2 separate regions of the Mus musculus genome follow, and region 1 is linked to region 2. A link is a loop called in an ENCODE intact Hi-C map of the cell type or tissue named here. Cell type or tissue: heart. All regions are shown on one strand. Links, peaks and the distances in the headings refer to the core of each region. The heading gives the core; the rest is flanking DNA. Region 1 has its middle 3.4 kb from the start of Slc25a13. Region 2 overlaps Gm20619 (predicted gene 20619).

Region 1 (2,915 bases), core at 94-2,593, 69 kb before region 2:
ACATAAGTGACATGTCGCATTGATGCCTTCTCTATCCCAGAACAGTCTTCCCACCACCATCATTTGAAAGTAGCTGGCAAGGTTGAACGGTGACCACAAGATTCCTGACCCCAGTGTCTCAGACTGGACCATTATTTGGAAACTGGAGGTACAATCAATTAAGATGAGGTCACACTCAAGTAAGGAGGACCTTAATCTGACATGACTGGAGTTCTCATTAGGAGGCGCAGATCAGGTATGATGAGTCATGCTTTTAATCCCAGCACTCTGCAGAAGCAGGCTTAATCTATACCTCGAATCTCAGCCAGCCAGGCCCAGACGATGCAAACAACAGCGAAGAAGACACAGAAACACTCTGTATATATTTCATATGATAAAAGTAGATATTAGATTGATGGAGCTACAAGCCAAGGAGCGTGAAGAATCTGCACCCACCACCTTGAAGGCTCCGGTGCCTAGCAAGGAATAGGAAAGGACACAGCCCCACTGACTCTTTTGTTTAAGACTTTGCATCCCCCCAGGAATGTGAAAGATCAAACTTCTGTTGTTTGAAGCCACACATCTTGTGGTATTTCATTCTGACGGCCCTCGGGAACGAATCCAGGTCTCCTAACCACCTGTGCTTTATAGCACATTTTGCCAACCTTGCTGGCTAGGCAAGCAGCCAACCCAAACATTGGGGAAAGCTCACTGACTCAAAAGCACGTAGTGTGAGCATGAGTTCAAGTTCAGAAGAGAGTGTGACGTGGCCAGGTCTGAGATTTCACTGTTCCCAGCACACCTAGGCCTTGGGGATGCCCTTTGACCCATGACCTTTAATGATCCGATTTGTTCTGCTCAGTTAATAACAAACAAGCAAGCAAAGGTCTCCCCTAGTACTGCTAGCATGCCAGATTGGATTGCTGGCCAGTCAGAACGCAGGCCATGCACACTAGCTCCAGGAGGTGTTAGCTGGGTGACTACAAACTGCAAGGTGGATTGTACTTATGACAGAATAAAGCAAGCATCATAATAACGAGAAGTTTCCAGATGTTTATATCTGGGACTGGGGCCACGTCAGGACACAGCAGAGGGTTGCACGTGCCTTCCCGAAGAGTGCCCTAATGATAGGTCAAAAATAACCTGTTCTTAATAGACACAGATGAGAAAACTGCCAACATTTTTAGAGTTAAGAAAGGAGGGGAACGAGGAAGTGAGTCAGGAAGGAAGGAAGGAAGCATGAGACACCTTAGGAAAGTGTGACTAAAAACAAGTCCCCAAAATGTTGGGGTATTATACTCTGTGAGCAAAGCTGTCTTGATTTCTTTGTTTTCTCTAAGAAGGGTTTCTCTACGTATTCCTGGCTGGCCTGGAACTCTAAGAGGAAATTTGCCTGCCTTTACTGGGACCAATGGTGTGTGCCACCATGCCAGGCTTGAAAAGACTTTCAGAGCATGTCTCTATAAAACAGCAAGGCTGCTGCCTTCTGGAGATCATTTGAGTACATCCATTTTCTTAGTAACACTTCTAGAATCCACCCACATCCCTTGGGTCACCTTCCCGGTGACTCAGACCACGTCTTTGTACAACTTTAAAGCCTAGGGTCCAGTTCCATAGCACACTGACCTCATCTTTGGCCTCTTTCTCTTCCTCATTTGAGGATGTTTATAGCTACATTGTAATCCCTGGATGATTCTAGGACAGCCCCATCCCTATAACAAGCTCAGTAACTTACATTAGCTTACTAAAGCTGCCAAAAGAAAATACCAGAGCTGTTGCAGTAGTGCATAACTTTAAACCCAGCACTCAAGAAGCCGAATCTCTGTGAGTTCAAGGCAAACCTGGTCTACATCTACATAACCAGTTCCAAGCCAACCAGGGCTGTATAGTGAGACTTGGTCAAGGGAGAAACAGAGAGAGGCAGGCAGAAGGGAAAGAAGGAAGGAGAGAAAGAGCCAGAAGGAGCAAGAAAGGAAAACAATACAGATTCGGTGCCTCTAAACATCAGCAATCTATTTTCTTAGGATTCTTTAATCAAGTTGTTAGCAGAGCTGGTTCCTTCTGAACTTCACTTCTTGGTTGCTGAGAGCCATCTTCTTCTTATGTCTTTCCTCTGTATGTTTGTCTTGTTATTTTTAATATGAGGTCACTAGTCCTATTGGATAAATACTAAATTCATCTGAATTCATTATAAACTAATGATGCTTTTTAAGGACCAAAGTTCACTCTCCTTCTGAATGTCAAGTTAGAACATCAAGACAAGAAGAGAGGGTGGGATGTTTAACCTGTAAATCTGGCAGATTTAGCTCCATCTCTTACCTTAATTCTCTTGCATTGGAAATGTTTTTACCAAGTCACAGATTTTAGAAGCACTAGTTCTTTTGGTTGGTTGGTTAGAGGGATTTTGTTGTTATTTTTGTTTGTTTGTTTGTTTGGTTGGTTGGTTTTTCTCTCCCTGCATTTCTAGAACTCACTTTGTAGACTGGGCTGGCCTCGAACTCACAGTGATCCACCTTATTCTGCCTTCCAAGTGCTGAGATTAAAGACATGCGCCACCACTGCCCAGCTAGTTCTTAGAGTACATTATGCAGTAGCTCTAGCAATAGTCCCATATACACCATGTAAAGCAAAGATGGTTACTCACGGTAATTATATCAAAACCCCTCAGATTGAGCCCAGATGAAGCCGAATACCCTTGGTCTTGCACCAAGTCAAAGTCTGTGGTTGTGAATCCCATTGTTAGGTCCTCTGGGCCTAACAATGACACTCAATGCACAGGCAAAGCCAGCCTGGGTCATCCTGGTCCCCCGGGGCACTCAGAGACACGCATCAGAAACGGCAGGCTTTGGCAGCCCTCGTCTGACTAGCAAGAAGTGGCAGTAGTGTAGGATGCTGCTCACAGCCAGCACCTGGCCCTGTGGCCACCTTACGGTTGG
Region 2 (2,915 bases), core at 216-2,715:
CCCTGCCTCTCTGTTCCCTCAGCCTCAAGTCTGAGACAGTCATGCACTGAGGTTAGCTAGACTTGAACTGCATAAGAGGATTAATGGTCCTAGAAACTGTTGCCAAACTTAGAATCCAAGGCTGCACTTGCTTCATCTGAGCATCAGGACACCCCAGGTAGTTAGCCTCTGTCACCCTTTATATCCTCTGTTAACAATGAATACATGTGGAGAGGATTTTTATTTTCCTCCAATATACACAGAGAGCTATTTTTTCTTCTTAAAATTATTTTCTTTTTTTCTCATGATATCTGTGGTCTACTCAATTTTAAAGACTAGACTATACATTTTATCCATCCATCCATCCATCCATCCATCCATCCATCCATCCATCCATTGGTAATAAGTGTTTATGTGTATATATGATCTGTATGTGTGTTTATAATGCATGTACCTGTACATGTGAGTGAGTGAGTGTGAGCGCATCTGGAAGTTCGAGGACAATATTTAGCATTGGTTCCCACCTTTCACGGTGTTTGTGGCACGCTCTCTTTTTTTGTTGTTTGCTGCTGTGCATGCCGGTCTAGTTGCCCTGTGAATTTCTGAGGAGTCTCCTGTCTCTGCTTCCCACCTCACCACAGGAGCACTAGCATTACGAATGTGCAGTGCCAAGCTGTTGACTTTGATGGGGGGGGGGGGGGGGGGACGACGGACGGACGGACAGCGACACATTTTTTTTTTTTTTTTTATCGATTTGGAAAGCACTAAAAGATTTTGGTATTAGAATCGTTCTTTGCCTTTTGCTGTTGTTGTTTGTTTGTTTGTTTTGACACGGTCTTGAGACATACCTCAGGCTGGCCCGTAACTCACAATACTTTGGCTTCGGTCTTGGTCTTCTATGGGCTGGAATAACAGGCATGCACAAGTACTCTTGCCTGGCTGGAATCGTTCTTGAATAGCAATTCTTAGGTTTCAAGGATTTGAGAAAAAAAAAAATCCAGTATGAAATTAATATATAGCCTGGTTCTTTTACGCAGCCTAACACCCTGCTTACCTTTGAGTGGAGAACAGAGAACCTGGGGGAGAAGAAATAGGAATCCAAAGGAAGTCGCTAAAGGATAGGAAAAAGGTTTCAGCCTAGACCCAGTTTTAGAAGCCCAACCAGTTACCGTGAGTTCGGTCTCACTTAGCCTCAGCAGCTTATACACAGGGCTTGGTGCCGAGCAAATGAGTAAAAGGGGTGAACGTGTAGGTGGGTGGCAAGGTGGGAAGGTGTTCAATAAACGCTGATGGGGGCAGCTTCAAAAAACTGACAGTGGACTCATTGATGACGGCGTTTGGGGTGTATGGGGAGTACTTCTTTTTATAAAAAGCAACCCTTGTAGCCTGCACTTCAGGAAACAGTGGCCAATGGCTGTCGTTTCTCACCAAGTGTTCTGTATTTGGAAAGGGTCGGTCCTCCAAGGCTTTCTTCCTGCTCCTTGGTCCAATGTCAGCCATCTTATCCTCACTGCCATGGTCTGGAATGTAGCCAGTGAGCTAAGGATTTGTCCAGTAGACGGCGCTGTTGTACTCTAGCCTTGCCCACCTGGTAAGAAGGTCCGTCCTCTCCGTGGTTCATCTTAGGTTTTCATAAGGACTTCAGATATTTGGGTAAGAGGTTGTTTTTTATTTTGTTTTTGTTTTATGTTTTTTGTTTTGTTTGTTTGTTTTTTTGCAATTGGGCTCACCTCTCATGTCTTTTCATAGCAGCATAGTAAAAAAAGAAAATACAACGCAACATTCACATTTTCCAGTTCTAGAATCCAAACAACCTTTGGATGGGATCCTGGCACCTCTGGCTGAATGAAGCAGCCAGTGTGTGGGGTGTGTGTGTGTGTGTGTGTGTGTGTATACACACGTGCTTGCTCGCGCACAATGATGGTCACGCATCTCCGACATGTAACTGCCATCCTGTTTTGGTTGAGGGCCCCCAGTCACACACTTGGTGGGAGGCTTGGGCCGCATAGGTTGGGTCTTTTCCTAGTGAGCACAGGAACACGCGCACCATTGTGGAGTAAGGTGTAGGAGGCAGGATGGCTCAGGCACAGCTGTTCCCAGATGCCCACTACCAAAGGGTCTACAGGACAGCACCGGTTTTGACCTCAGAGGGACGGAGGAAGATGCCACTCTGGCCTGGGGTCAGATTGTGTGTGGGGACAGGGAAAGGAATGTAGACTTTGGCAGAGCGAAGAGAGGAAACAAGGGCACCTAGCAAAGGCCACTGCCAGGCAGCAGTTTAGGAAGCTGCCGGATGACAGCTACCTGGGAGGTCTTTTTCATAAAACTTATGAAAGTAAAGTGCAACTGGAAACTACAGAAAATGCACAGACCGATGCGGGAAGAGCCTCATCTTCAGTTGAGAGTTGATTAGGGATGGAAATGTGCCAGTGTGAGTCTCGGATTTTCCCAGCTTCCAGTTCTGACCGATTATAGAATGTCATGCTACTACTGGGTCTTCTTCATTACTATAAAAACAGGACATTATCCCTGTCCCCCTTCCCTCACTGGGTTGCTGTGACAGTCACACACAACTGGGAAAGTTTGTCAGTTGCAAAGTTCCAAAAAGGGTGTGAAGCCCTGCACTTGCTAGTGACAGGGCTTCTCTCCTCAAAGCGCTTCCATGCCCCAGCGCAGAACTCAGAAATGTTACATACAGTACTCACTAAAACAAACAGACAGACAAATCAACAGTGAAACTAATGACACGTGCTTGTCATCACTGACAAACTTCTCAGCAGAGTGATATCAGGTTGCGGTGAATAACCACAGCTCACATTCCCTGTCTTCTCCTCTTTCTATACATAGTGTAATGCCCTTCCCTCAGAAACGGCAATGTTAAGCTCTTCCATTGCTGTTGCTTTTGAGTTGACTCATACAATCAGATCCAACCCAGA

Evidence for each region. Hi-C counts contacts between places; a loop is a spot of excess contacts. Peaks named below come from ENCODE experiments on the same cell type or tissue, not always from the same donor. Only the 100,000 strongest peaks of a DNase experiment are listed, where the experiment ranks them.
Region 1: a loop joins it to region 2, with 2.2 times the contacts of the local background. A loop is called at or near these places in 3 of 42 quality-filtered maps.

Annotation. Positions count from the first base shown.
Region 1 is chr6:6,219,138-6,222,052 of GRCm38, forward strand. No RefSeq gene overlaps it. Among named protein-coding and RNA genes, the nearest start is that of Slc25a13, 3.4 kb to the left of the region's middle. In heart, for the core only: no CTCF peak of the experiment used is centred there; a DNase peak (open chromatin) is centred at 1,034; H3K27me3 peaks cover 118 bases.
Region 2 is chr6:6,288,483-6,291,397 of GRCm38, forward strand. All of the region lies in intron 1 of Gm20619 (predicted gene 20619), which reads left to right. Among named protein-coding and RNA genes, the nearest start is that of Gm34749, 33 kb to the right of the region's middle. In heart, for the core only: a CTCF peak has its summit at 1,538 (motif pointing right); a DNase peak (open chromatin) is centred at 1,529.